Regions from separate parts of the Homo sapiens genome. Here all the other regions are linked to region 3. The links are chromatin contacts, found by Hi-C or POLR2A ChIA-PET in ENCODE. All regions are on one chromosome and are shown on one strand. The core of a region is the stretch at or near the end of the contact, and the rest is flanking DNA. Distances in the headings are between cores, read along the strand shown. Region 1 overlaps TESK2 (testis associated actin remodelling kinase 2). Region 2 overlaps TESK2 (testis associated actin remodelling kinase 2). Region 3 overlaps TESK2 (testis associated actin remodelling kinase 2).

Region 1 (4,798 bases), core at 1,696-4,195, 33 kb before region 3:
TAATCAACTGTTTAGGTTTGACTCCCGGCTCTGCCTTTTATTAGCTGTATGATTTGGGGCAAGTTACTTAATCTCTGTGCCTCAGTTTCTTTATTGGTATGATTGGGATAATAAAAGTACTACTTCATTGGGTTATTATGAGGATTAAATGATTTCATATAAGGTAAAGTGCTTAGAACAATGCCTGCATAGTAAGTGCTCATTAAGAGTTAGCTGATACCAGGCTGGGTGTGGTGGCTCACACCTGTAATCCCAGCACTTCAGGAGGCCGAGGATGGCGGATCACTTGAGGTCAGGAGTTTGAGACCCGCCTGGCCAACATGGTAAAATGCTGTCTCTAATAAAAATACCAAAATTAGTCAGGCATGGTGGTGCACGCTTGTAATCCCAGCTGCTTGGGAGGCTGAGGCAGGAGAATCCCCTGAACCTGGGAGGTGGAGGTTGCAGTGAGCCAAGATTGTGCCACTGCACTCCAGCCTGGGCAACAGAGCAACGAAGTGAGACTCCATCTCAAAAAAAAAAAAAAAAAAAAAAACAACTTAGCTGATACCAGGCCGGGCGTGGTGGCTCATGCCTGTAATCCCAGCACTTTGGGAGGCCGAGGCAGGTGGATCACCTGAGGTCAGGAGTTCGAGACCAGCCTGGCCAACGTGGCAAAACCCTGTCTCTACTAAAAATATAAAAATTAGCCAGGCATGGTGGCAGGCGCCTGTAATCCCAGCTACTCGGGAGGCTGAGGCAGGAGAATTGCTTGAACCTGGGAGGCAGAGGTTGCAGTAAGCTGAGATTGCACTACTGCACTCCAGCGTGGGCAACAGAGTGAGACTCTGTTTCAAAAAAAAAAAAGAGTTATCTCATACCATCATCATTATCATCGTTGCCAGTGCCTGGCACATAATAGGTACTCAAAAAATTTTGAGTTGTGTTTTAAATTTACCCAGTGAAGGCTGGGCGCAGTAGCTCACACCTGTAATCCCAGTACTTTGGGAGGCTGAGGCGGGTGGATCACTTGAGGTCAGGAGTTCAAGACCAGCCTGGCCAACATGGTGAAACCCTGTCTCTACTAAAAATACAAAAAAATTAGCCAGGTATGGGGGCACATGCCTGTAATCTTAGCTACTTGGGAGGCTGAGGTGGGAGAATCACTTGAACATGGAGGCCAGATAGCGCTGCTGCATTCTAGCCTGGGTGACAGAGCAAGACCCAGTCTCAAAATAAAAATAAATAAAAATAAATAAAAATAAATTTACCCAGTGAAGAATCACTTGAGCCCAGGAGTTTGAGGCTGCAGTGAGCTATGATGGTGCCACTGCTCTCCAGCGTAGTTGACAGAGCTAGATCTTGCCTCAAAAACAAAACAAAACAAAACAAACCATAATTTACCCAGCAAGTGTTTTTTATTTTTAACCTCCTTCAGAGAAAGACTAACAAGCGTTTATATATTGTCATATGCCAGGCAAGAGAATGGTATCTTGCTGTTAAGAAGCTTGTGGTCTAGTAAAAAAGTTATAAGGCATGTGATAAAACATAGTTAAAGCTTGGAAATGATGCTATAGGAAGGTGATATAGGCTGGGCATGGTGGCTCACACCTGTAATCCTAGCATATTTGGGAGGGTGAGGCAGAAAGATTGTTTGAGCCCAGGAGTTCAAGGTTGCAGTGAGCTGTAATTGCAACACTGCACTCCAGCCTGGGTGACAGAGTGGGACCTTGTCTCAAAAAAAAAAAAAAAGAAAAGAAAAGAAAAGAAAGGAGTGTAAATGGCTGCCTTGGTAGTTGAAGAACATGAGAAGGAAGTATTTGAACTGGTATTTGAGGATGAGTAGAATCTAACTACAGTAATGCAGTGCATAAGATGTTTTGGTCAACAACAGACCGCATACATGATGGTGGTTCCATGAGATTATAATACCATATTTTTACTGTACCTTTTCTATGTTTAGATATGTTAAGATACACAAAACTTACCATTTTGTTGCAGTTGTCTACAGTATTCAGTACAGTAATATGCTGTACAGGCTTGTAGCCTAGGATCAATAGACTCTACCGTATAGCCTGAGGGTATTGTAGGCTATACCATCCAGGTTTATGTAAGTACACTCTATGATTATGCAACCACAAAATCACCTAAGAATGCATTTCTCAGAATGTATCCCCATCGTTAAGTAAGGTATGTGGAAATGAAGAGAGGGGCATTTTAGGTAGTGGGAACAGTCTGAGAAAAGGCAAAGATGTGGAAAAGCTTAATAATGACACTTTATGGGGAATGGTAAATCATGCTATAGAAAAGACTCTAGTCTCTAGACAAAGTCTAGTTTACCAGTAGTATCAGAGTTAAGAGTTTCCTGTTGGGGCCGGGTGCAGTGGCTAATGCCTGTAATCCCAGCCTTTTGGGAGGCTGAGACGGGCGGATCACTTGAGGTCAGGAGTTCGAGACCAGCCTAGCCAACATGGTGAAACACCCCGTCTCTACTAAAAATACAAAAATTAGCCAGGTGTGGTGGCCGCCTCTAATCCCAGCTACTCGGGAGGCTGAGGCAGGAGAATCGCTTGAACTCAGGAGGCAGAGGTGCAGTGAACCAAGACTGAGCCATTGTACTGCAGCCTGGGCAACAGAGTGCGGCTCTGTCTTTAAAAAAAAAAAAAAAAAAAAAAAAAAAAAGAGTTTCCTGTTGGTCTTACTATCTTTAGAGCAGTGATAAACAGTCATTTGTTTAAAGGCTTTGCTACTCACTGCATGTAGTCTGTAGACCAAGCGACATCAGCATCACCTGGGAGTTTAGAAATTCAGATTCTTAGGCCCCATCCCTGACCTACAGAGTGCGAGTCTGCATTTTGACAAGATCCTTCATGGGTTTGTTTCCACAGTGGTCTAAAGTACAAAAGCAATCCTTGGCCTAGTGTGGTGGCTTACTTTGGGAAGCCAAGGCAGGAAGATCACTTGAGGCCAGGAACTTGAGACCAGCCTAGGCAACACAGTGAGACCCTGTCTCTACCAAAAAAAAAAAAAAAAAAAAAGCCAGCTGTGGTGTGTGCCTGTAGTCCCAGCTGCTCAGGAGGCTGAGACAGTGAGACAGGAGAGTCACTTGAGACTGGGAGGTTGAGGCTGCAGCGAGCTTATGATCACACTATTGCACTGTGCCACCGCACTCCAGACTGGGCGACAGAGCAAGACCTTGTCTCAAAAAAAAAAGCAACCCTCCTTCTCAACATGAATCTGTATGTCATATGAAACTAAAAATAACAAAGTTGAGTAATCACTTACTCTCAAAGCACATGCATTAAGAAAGCACCCCCTTCCTGAGTTAAGTAATTCTAGCTGGTATGATTTGGGGTGGGGTATGGGGATAGGGGAATAAAAATCATTCAGAATATAAATTTTTAAGGTCTTGTGACATGACAATGATTTGAGGCTTCATTTCGATTTTTGATATAGTTAGCAATAAAAACTTTAGTGAAAACTTATTGTTGATGTTACGTGCTTTTCTAGGCACATGTCACTTCCCTGTCAAGGATGAGTAATATTTCCTCTTTATAGTATATTGTTTTTTTACAACATTTAGAGTGATTAACTCTGTTCAAGCTCTTTTTTTTTTTTTTTTTGAGACGGAGTCTCACTGTCACCCAGGCTGAAGTGCAGTGGCACAATCTTAGCTCACTGCAACCTCCATCTCCCAGGTTCAAGCTATTCTCCTGCCTCAGCCTCCCGAGTAGCTGGGACTACAGACGCCCACCACCACGCCTGGCTAATTTTTGTATTTTTAGTAGAGATGGGGTTTCACCATGTTGGCCAGGATGGTCTTGATCTCTTGACCTCGTGATCCTCCCACCTTGGCCTCCCAAAGTGCTGGGATTACAGACATGAGCCACTATGCCCGGCCGCTCTTTTTCCAATATAAAGCTAATGCATGTCTCAGCTTGCCAGCTCTGTGACACCACTTTGGATGTGGTGGTGGTTTTCCATTAGGAATGATTTGGGAGAGGTTAGGCAGTAAAGTTGCACGTAGAAGTAGAGTTGTGTGACACGATTGTGATATGGTTATTTGAGTAGAGGGTGGGAAGAAAGCAGACAGAAAACTCTCCTATGAAGCCAGTGCCTGCCTGGATGTGCTATGACATCTCTGTAGATGGTGTGGTCAAAATAATAGTGGGCCTGGGAGGAAGAAAAGCAAGGGTGTGTCACATCCAAACCAGGTCTTTTCAGCTTCTAGAAAAACCCATGATTTTAAAATGTAGCCATTGTTTTTCTAGTAGAATCCTATTGCCTGACTTCTTTATAAATATTTGATTAAAGAAAATCAAATACCTCTTGGCTTTACTGCCTTGTACTTGCCTCTAATGTTCTTTAATGTAACACGAGTTTACATTGTGAAGTTAATTTGGTAATTATTGCTTCTTCATTCAATAAATGTGTGTTTAGCAACTTGTGTACGAAACATTTTGTGTGAGACATTGTATATAGAAACAAATGAGACAAGATCTGTACTCTTAAAAGCCTTGGCCCGGCATAGTGGCTCATGCCTGTAATCCTAGCACTTTGGGAGGCCGAGGTGGGAGGATCACTTGAGCCCAGGAATTTGAGACCAGCCTGGGCAACAAAGCAATACTATCTCTAAAAAATAAATTTTTTTTTTTTTTTTGAGACAGAGTTTCACTCTTGTTGCCCAGGCCGGAGTGCAATGGTGCGCTCTCGGCTCACCACAACCTCCACCTCCTGGGTTCAAGCAATTCTCCTGCCTCAGCCTCCCGAGTATCTGGGATTACAGGCATGTGCCACCACACCTGGCTAATTTTGTATT
Region 2 (4,331 bases), core at 1,171-3,670, 50 kb before region 3:
AAGAAAAGGTCTCTTGCTTAAAAGAAAGAGAGAGAGAGAGAAATGAAGGAAAGAAAGAAAGAAAGAAAAAGAAAAAGAATGAGTTGAAAATTCTTCTGTTAGTGCTTTGGAAAGGCTACTTGGGAAAGAAGCCTATCTGCATGATCTGCCAGGTGGTAGGCATTTAATCCTCTGGGCATACCTTGGTTCTCTTCTGCCAGAGCTATTGTGTGCCCAGCAGGAGTGAGTGAGCTGAACCTTTGTAGTTCTCTTTTTCTTGACCCCAACCTCCTAGTTTCCCTTTTTCCCTTTATCTCCCTTCCTCCTAAGATTTCTATTTGGGAGGAAAAGTGTGGGCCTGGTAAGTCATAGAGGTAGTACTTGTGTAAATTTTGTTCATGTGTGTGTATTCTGTTTATACATGGGCCCAGTGAAGATTGGTTATTTTATCATCAGTTGCTCAAAGTTATCAGTTAAAAAAAGGAACAATAAAGTACTTTGTTGAATGCAGGGACTGATTGTTTAGGTCTCTTGTGAATAAGGTTGTTTACGCCAGGAAGTCTTATGCTCAAGATCTGTAACCCAGTTCTATGCCCCACTCACTTCCACTCCCCAGTGGCCTTTTTGAGGAACTATACACTCAGATTTGTTCTCATACCTCCCCACGACCCCAAGACAGGGCCTCACTCTGTTGCCCAGGCTCACTGCAATCTCTGCCTTCTGGGCTCAAGCAATCCTCCCACCTCAGCCTCCTGAGTAGCTGGGACTGCAGGCGTATGCCGCCACACTTGGCTAACTTTGAAAATTTTTTTGTAGAGAAAGTTCTCACTATATTGCCCAGGCTGGTCTCGAACTCCTGAGCTCAAGCAATCCTCCCACCTCGGCCTCCCAAAATGCTGGGATTATAGGCTTGAGCCACTGCACTGGGTCTCTCTGTTATTTATGCCATGAGAAATTTAATATTTCTTTTAGACTCCTTCAATTCACCAAATATGCCTTCAATTCACCAAATATGAAATTGAAGACTATGCCTTCAATTCACAAATATTTGCTTGGAACTACTCAGTCCCTCCCTGTGCTAGGTAATATCATGATTAATGCAAGAGAAATAGAGGCTTCTTGTCTCCCAGAGAGTCTCCTTAAGAAGTAAATTATACTATGTAGGAAATAGACTAGCATTAGCTAATGCTGTGAGAATATGGCAGGATATTTTCCCAGTCTCAGTTATTAAGACAGCCATCTTTCCAGTTATCCATCCTGAAAAATTCCAGCCATTTTTGGTTATCATGTATTCCTTGCTTCTAATGAGAAGCTAAGCTGTGATTCTAAATATTCAAAGGCTTTTGCATCTATTCCTTCCCGTATATGTGGGCTGTAATTCAGCCTTCTTCACTTTCACCTGGAGTGAATTATTTTCCCTGTCTCTTTGCCCTTTTTCACTCTTCCTGATACTCAGCTCTGGTTGTATAGTTTATTTCTTAAAACTTTTTGTGGCTCACATTGGTTTCAAAATCGAGTCAAAAATTATTTAGACTGACAGTTAAGGTTCAGTCTGTTTTTCCAGCCTTTTCTTCCACTCTTTCTCTTGTACAATTCACACAGCTCCACAATTTCCTAATTATATTCTCTAGGACAAGTTATTTAACCTCTGTGCTTTGATTTCTTCTGTTTAATGAGAATGGACCAGATCAGTTGTTAGAAATCACACTGAGGCAGGGCATGGTGGCTTACACCTATAATCTGAGCACTTGGGAGACTGAGGCGGGAGGATCCATTTGAGCCTAGGAGTAGTGAGCTATGATGGCTTCTTCCTGCCAGCTGCACAGACAAAATCAATTCCCTGAGATCGTGGCATTGCAGTAAGAAAGAGTTTAATTGACTCAAGGCCAGCCATGCCAAAGAGGCAGTTATCACTTAAATCAGTCTTCCTGAAGCCCTCTAGAGGTTAGAGTTTTTATGGACAATTTGGTGGGCAGGGCTGAGGGAATGGGTGCTGCTGATTAATTGGGGGTGTGGAAAAGTCCTTGTGCGCTGAGTGTGCCTCTGTGTAGGGCTACAGCAGGAGTCCTCAACCCCCAGGTTATGGACCGGTATCAGCCTGTGGCCTGTTAGGAACTGGGCCACACAGCAGGAGGTGAACAGGTGAGCAAGCATTGCTGCCTGAGCTCTGCTTCCTGTCAGATCAGCGGTGGCATTATATTTTCATAGAAGCGTGAACCCTGTTGTGAACTGTGCATGCGAGGGATCTTGGTTGCACGTCCCTTATGAGAATCAAATGCCTGATGATCTCAGGTGGAACAGTTTCATCCCAAAACCATCCCTCCACCTGACCCTCACCCGAGTCTGTGGAAAAATTGTCTTCCACAAAACCAGTCCCTGGTGCCAAAAAGGTTGGGGAAGGCTGGGCTACAGGACCAGTTGAGTCATGAGTCATGAGTCTGGGTGGGGTTGGTCTGAAAAAAATCTCTCAGAAAACCAGTCTTAGGTTCTATAATAGTGATGTTATCTATAGGAGCAGTTGGAGAAGTCACAAATCTTGTGATCTCTAGCCACATGACTCCCAAGCAGTAAGAAATTGTAGAACTATACCTACATTTTAGCAGAATTCTCTCCCCTCCCATAATCCTAACCTTGTGGCCTTTCCTTAGTTTTACAAAGGTAGTTTAGTTTTGGGAAGGGCTATTATCATCCTTGCTTTAAGGTTAAACTGTAAACTAAATTCCTCCCAAAGTTAGCTTGGCCTATGCCCAGGAATGACCAAAGACAAACAGCTTGAGGTTGGAGGCAAGATAGAGTTAACGATGTCAGATTTCTCTTTTGCAAAGGTGGTTTCAGTTGTGCCACTGAAACACAGACTGGGTGATATAGTGAGACCATGTATGTTAAAAAAAAAATAAAAAATAAAATAAATAAATATATAAATAAGAAATCACATTGAATTAAATGTTGAACAATTTTTAAATAATCAGGTTTTTAAAATATCTTAAGGGTGAGTGAATGTGGATGTGGAGTGTGTTCCAGAATAAATGGGCAGTGTTTTAAAAAAAAATTTTTTTTTTTTGAGTTGGAGTTTCGCTCTTGTTGCCCAAGCTGGGGTGCAATGGTGCAATCTCAGCTTACTACAACCTCTGCCTCTCAGGTTCAAGTGATTCTCCTGCCTCAGCCTCCCGAGTAGCTGGGATTACAGGCACGCGCCACCATGCCCAGCTAATTTTTTGTATTTTTAGGAGAAACAGGGTTTCACCATGTTAGCCAGGCTGGCCTCGAACTCCTAACCTCAGGTGATCCGTTTGCCTCGGCCTCCCAAAGTACTGGGATTACAGGCGTGAGCCACTGCTCCCAGCCTAAAATGTTTTTTTGCATCTGTTGAAGGTTGAAAAAAAAATAATAAAGTGGATCTCTCTGATTTTATCATTGTAATCCTGGTGGGTAACTAGGTGAAAGACTCTCAAGAGAGTTCACAAAGCATCTTTTGTAACACTAGACTGTAAGGTGATCTTAATTTTTTTTTGAGACAGAGTCTCACTCTGTCACCCAGGCTGGAGTACAGTGGCATGATCTCTGCTCACTGCAACCTCCGCCTCCCAGGTTCTCGTGCTTCAGCCTCCCGAGTAGCTGGGATTACAGGCATGTGTCACCACACCCAGCTAATTTTTGTATTTTTAGTAGAGATAGGATTTCACCATGTTGGCCAGGCTGGTCTCAAACTCCTGGCCTCAAGTGATCTGCCCCCGTTGGCCTCCCAAAGTGCTGGTATTACAGGTGTGAGCCACTGTGTCTTGGCTGAAGATTTTTAATATAAACAATGATTACTAATTATTGAGTACCCATTATGGACCACTATTAATTTCCTGCCGCATTCCCTTTCTTCTTTCCAGACCTCTCCCACCATTCATCCATCACTTGAGCCAAAAACTTACCATTCTTATTATCTTTCTCTTACACCCTATTTCAAACCATCAAGTAGTTCAGCATTATCTTCAAAATATGTCCTGAGTCTTTTTACCTCTACACTTACTACTCTAGCCCAACCATCCTAATTGATCTCTTGTCTTCCCCTTTTACCCCACAATAGCCAGATTGAATTTTAAGAGGGTAAATCAGATTATGTCATTTCCCTGCTGAATTTCCTAATACAGCTTTTTGTCATTCTTCAAAGTTCATACTCTGGGCTTTAACCTATCAGGCCCTAAATGATTTGGCCTACGTGGCTCTGACCATATTTCCAATCATTCTTCCTTTTTCTTACATCATTCTAACCACACTCACTAACCCTCTTGTTTCTCAGACACATTAAGCTTTTTTCCCTGCTTCAGGGCCTTTGTACTTACTTTATTCCAGAATCATATGAT
Region 3 (4,804 bases), core at 2,217-4,716:
TCTCATCTGGCTGTTGCAGTACCCTCCAAAACTGCCTCTAATTCCTTCTCTATCCTGCTACCAGAATGATCTTTCTAAAATGCAGTTTGGGTCATGTATTAGTTTCTTAGAGCTGCCATAGCAAAGCACTACAATGTGGGTGACATAGCAGAAACTTATTATCTCAGAGTTCTGAAGGCTGGAAGTCCAAAATCAAAGTGTTGGTAGGGCCTTGTTCTCTCTGAAGGCTCTACGGGAAGATCCTTCTTGCCTTTTCCTAGCTTCTGGTAGGTTTTTGGTGTTCTTTGGCTTGTAGATGTCTCAGTCCAATTTCTGCCTCTATCTTAACATGACATTTTCCCTGTGTGCCTATATCTCTTGCCACTCTTTTTATAAGGATTCCAGTCGTATTGGATTAAGGGCCTGCCCTACTCCAATGTGACCTCATCTTAACTTGATTACATTGGCAAAGACCCTATTTCCAAATAAGGTCACATTTATAGTTACCTTACCAGGGTTTAGGACTTGCATGCATCTTTTGGGGGGATGTAATTCAACCCCCATTAGATCATATTATACCTTTACCTATAAACCTTCAGTGGCCCCTGTGGTCTGCTGAATTAACTGTAGATGCTTCATCTTGGTATTCCAGAACTTCTGCACTAATAACAAATATAATAATAATAATAGAAATAGTCATAACTGACATATTGAGCACTTTCCTTGACATTATTCTTAGCATTTTACATGTATCAACTTACTGAATCTTCACAACAACTCTGTGGGTTAGGCACTATTATTATTCCCATTTTATAGATGTGTATTAAACAAACTGAGTAACCAACTCAGGGCTCTACAACTATTATAGTCTGAGATGAGATTCAATCCTAGCCAGCCTAACTGCAGTCACCACTATATTATACTGCCCATCTTAACTTTTTAGCTTCATACTTTCTCCCCTACTTATACAGAAAAAAAAAAAAGAATAATTACTAATCTCTGTGCTTTGTTATCTTTGTGTTCCTTTTGCATAGACTGTCTTTCTTATCCCCAACCCTGCCTATGGGTTACCATGAAATGGAATTAAATCCTCAACAATGAGTGAATATTAGCCAGGCCTAGGTGGGGAAAGGGGAAGGATATTAGAGGTAAAGGGACCAGCAATGTGTACAAATGTGCAGGTGAGCAGGAGTCAGACTTTTATAAGCAGGAGTGAAAGGCTTTGTGTGCCTTTCTAAGGATTGTGGGTTTTATCCTACAAGTAATAGCACATCACTGAATAATTTTAACAGGAGAGTGGCTTCAGGTTGGCATTTCAGAAAGATTGTCTTGGCTATATTGTGGAAAATGGATTGGAATGAGGGCTAAATCTTTTCAAGATGCAAAAGGGGGCAAGAAAACAGGTTAGAAAGCTAATGGAATAACCTAAGGGAGGCGTGAGAATGATAAGTTATTGATAGTGGGTTCTACCTGTTGTAAAAAATGAAAATAAATTTTAAAAAGATACTGTTAAATGGGAGAATGAGTTGTGTACTATGAGCTAAACACCAAACTGGACTGACTTTGTATTTAGACCTTATCTCTTTAATTACTCCTTGCCTTTGAACAAACACCAAATCTTGCTGATTCTACCTCTAATGTCTCTGAGATAATAACCTCCTTTCCATTCTTGCTGCCATTGTCTTATTCAGGCCTTGGTTATCCTAACTCTTCTCCCAGCCTCAGTTCCTGACCTTTTCATACAATTTTTATACTACTGTTAGAATATTTCTATGTAGCATATCTGATCATGTTATTCTCCTGTGTGAAAAAAAAAAAGTGTTAGTTGATTGTATGGCATCCCTACTAGACCATCTAGGCTAGACTAGTCTCTGTGGGCAGAGACTGGCCCCATTTATCTTTGTGTTTCACATTGTAGGTTTTCAGTGTTTGGGTAGGTGAACAGAAGGATGGATGAATCTTTCTCAGTACCATGTTGCTAATTAGATGGTAGCAAATTATCTCTGCTAGTTAGATGACAGCACAGTTATCTTCTTTGGGTAAATGCCCTAACTCCTGGCCAGTTGGGTAGATTTTTCAAAAAGGAATAATAATTCTTAGAGTTGATATTTTCTCCAGACCTTCTCTGAATGCCTTTGAACCACTGTTCAGAGATAAGCTTATTTGGTTGCAGGTATCAGTACACTGGTAATTCAAATTTTTTTAAAACTACCATTTTGTCTTATTGTTCTGAATAGTTATAATTGGTTGAAACTACTGTAGCTGACTAGAATCAGCAAGAATTGGGAACTGGAGTCCTGGGTGCATTTACCTCAGAGAGAGGTACATATTCCCTAGAGCCAGTCCAGAATATTCTCTGTATGGATATGTTTATGTGCTTGTCTGTGCCTGAATTGGTACCTACCAGACCCTATAGGGATATGTGGGAAGAACCTATACTCTTTAGCCTAGGCAGTTGTCTTAGTCCATTTATGCTGCTATAAGAATATATCATAGACTGGGTAGCTTATAAACAACAAAAATTTATTTCTCACACTTCTGGAGGCTGGGCAATCTAAGATCTAGGCACAGGCAGATTCAGTGTTTGGTGAGGGCCTACTTCATGGTTCATAAATGCCTGTCTTTTTGTTGTGTCCTTACATAGTGGAAGGGACTAAAGAACTATGGGGACACTTGTACACACATTCTCTATCGTGGTAAAATACATATAACATATAATTTACCATCTTTTTTTTGAGTGGGGGTCTTGCTATGTTGCCCAGGCTGGTCTTGAGCTCCTGGCCTCAAGCGATCCTCCCACATCAGCTTCTCAAAGTGCTGGGATTACAGGCGAGAGCCACTGTGCCTGGCCAAGAGACAAGTTCTTACTCTCATATGGAAGTGGCAGTAGGGGGAGGAGTGCTCAATAAATGTTTGTAGAAATAACCTGAATTGATATTCCTGAGTGGAGAACTGAGTGTCCACTTCTCTGTGCCTTTGGTGATTTTAAAAAAGATGTTGGCATATGATTTCTTGCATTTTAGTAATAAAGGTTTATTTACATAATATAGTTGAATTACCAATACACTTTAGAAAGTTATTGAGTGCCTTCTAGGAAAAGGCTGTATATATTTAATGAAACCAAGTATCAAACACAAATGAAATGGAAGAAACTCTGTTATTTTATTAGACCGTGAGGAAGTGAGGCAAGTTTTGGTATAGGTAAAGTTGGTATAGAAAAAGGTAACAGCCACTGAGAGGTATTGAAGTATCTATAACACATTTTATTGACTGTATTATAGTTTTCTAACTTGAAAGGTTAAAATAACAACAATTAAAAATATTAAAACTTCTGTATTAATTAAATGTATTACCAATGCCTTGGGTCATTTTATAGGGCTGACCGAGGGAGTAGTCTAGCTGAAAATGAAAGCAAAGCAGCTGTTATCCCCATCCGGGAAAGCTGAACATGCTAATGCAGTTGCTCTTGTCTCTGCTTCCTGCAGAGGGATTTGTTTAGAGGCCACACCAGCTGAGTCTGCACTGGGAGTTGCTTATGGAGAAGTGAACATTCCAGCTAATGGGCACAGAGACCGTGTAGCAATCTTCTGGCTGGGTGCGGTAGCTCACGCCTGTAATCCTAGCACTTTGGGAGGCTGAGGCGGGTGGATCACCTGAGGTCAGGAGTTCGAGACAAGCCTGGCCAACATGGGAAAACCCTGTCTCTACTAAAAAATACAAAAATTAGCTGGGTGTGGTGACACAGCCTGTAATCCCAGCTACACGGGAAGCTGAGGCTGGAGAATCACTTGAACCTGGGAGGTGGAGGTTGCAGTGAGCCGAGATGGCGCCACTGCACTCCAGCCTGAGGGACAGAGTGAGACTCCGTCTCAAAAAAAAGAAAGAAATCTTCCTTGTTGACAAATCTCAAATTTCCTTTTCTTATGCATGCAGAGGTCTTGAAACATTGAGAAGCGGTTTCTGAGGGCCTACAGGCTTATCAGCCCAACTAATGTATTCACCAAAGGCAGGCAAGAGAAATGGGTTGTAAAAGCAAATTCCATTTGTTTTCCCTCTCTGGTCCTTGGTTTGCGCTTTTTCCAGTTTGCCTGGAGAAGCCAGAATCTATTAGCCAAGTGTGATTCCTCATCTTTTGTCACCTTTTCCTGTGCTCTCCACCCTCTGGCTTTGCATATGGATTTCCAGGGCCTTCAGAGACACTGCTGAACAGAGTAAACAAGTGTTTCCCAGAACCAAGAGTCCTGGTGTCACCTGGCCTATAGAGAGTGCACATACAGTCTTTTCATTATAGTGTCTTCTGCCTGGCACTCAGTTGGGAAACCTGAGTGGCTCCTGAAGACAGGCCCGACATATCACACTGTCATCATGCTAAAGAAGTGAACCACTGCCTACCTTTTGACTTTCAGAGCTAAAGAAATCTGCCTGCATGATTAGATGTCAGCTTCACTGCCCACTTATAACCCTGAAGTTCACAAGCTCAGTTTCTTTTCAGCAAATGGGCACCTCAAATGTGAATCTTGGGCAGATTCAACTAGAATGAAGAGAGCAAGGCGCTGTGCTTATGCCGTCATTATGCCTTATTTTAAGATTTTCAAAGATGGATTATCAAGCAGGATGAAGCAGATCAACAAGTTTCCCTTTTGAGAAGTTGGAAGATTTATTTTTAGTCATTCTTTCTGTCTTGCCAAAACTGGTCCGACGCTTCCAAGGATCTGAAGTGCTGCATGGTGCTGCCCCCAACTGGTTCTTTTTGGTGCTTATATTATTACCACATCAGAAAATATATGACATTTAAATTTTTTTCGAAGCGCTTTCACATATTTTA

What was found. A loop is a pair of places that touch in the nucleus more often than their neighbours do. ChIA-PET counts read pairs that join two places held with the same protein, here RNA polymerase II (POLR2A). Pooled maps may share reads with other maps.
Region 1: a map of B cell shows a loop between it and region 3 (7-fold over the local background). The contact joins two enhancer-like sites. A Hi-C loop is called at or near these places in 3 of 168 maps with a recorded cell type or tissue (B cell, Caco-2 and OCI-LY7), 18 of 37 single-sample maps with no recorded cell type and 8 of 50 pooled maps. POLR2A ChIA-PET finds 5 or more read pairs at or near these places in 17 of 52 experiments (B cell, CD8-positive, alpha-beta T cell, Caco-2 and 13 more).
Region 2: a map of B cell shows a loop between it and region 3 (4-fold over the local background). The contact joins two enhancer-like sites. A Hi-C loop is called at or near these places in 3 of 168 maps with a recorded cell type or tissue (B cell, IMR-90 and left lung), 7 of 37 single-sample maps with no recorded cell type and 1 of 50 pooled maps. POLR2A ChIA-PET finds 5 or more read pairs at or near these places in 7 of 52 experiments (B cell, Caco-2, GM10248 and 4 more).

Annotation. Positions count from the first base shown.
Region 1 is chr1:45,392,543-45,397,340 of GRCh38, reverse strand. All of the region lies in intron 3 of TESK2 (testis associated actin remodelling kinase 2), which reads left to right. Among named protein-coding and RNA genes, the nearest start is that of TOE1, 55 kb to the right of the region's middle. RefSeq lists an enhancer at 3,280-3,349. Within about 2 kb of position 2,945, at least 12 of the 41 ENCODE cell types and tissues checked have a DNase peak (open chromatin) inside an H3K27ac peak, as active enhancers do.
Region 2 is chr1:45,409,315-45,413,645 of GRCh38, reverse strand. All of the region lies in intron 3 of TESK2 (testis associated actin remodelling kinase 2), which reads left to right. Among named protein-coding and RNA genes, the nearest start is that of TOE1, 71 kb to the right of the region's middle. Within about 2 kb of position 2,420, at least 4 of the 41 ENCODE cell types and tissues checked have a DNase peak (open chromatin) inside an H3K27ac peak, as active enhancers do.
Region 3 is chr1:45,359,882-45,364,685 of GRCh38, reverse strand. All of the region lies in intron 4 of TESK2 (testis associated actin remodelling kinase 2), which reads left to right. Among named protein-coding and RNA genes, the nearest start is that of TOE1, 22 kb to the right of the region's middle. RefSeq lists enhancers at 3,722-4,221, 4,352-4,431, 4,692-4,791. Within about 2 kb of position 3,466, at least 15 of the 41 ENCODE cell types and tissues checked have a DNase peak (open chromatin) inside an H3K27ac peak, as active enhancers do.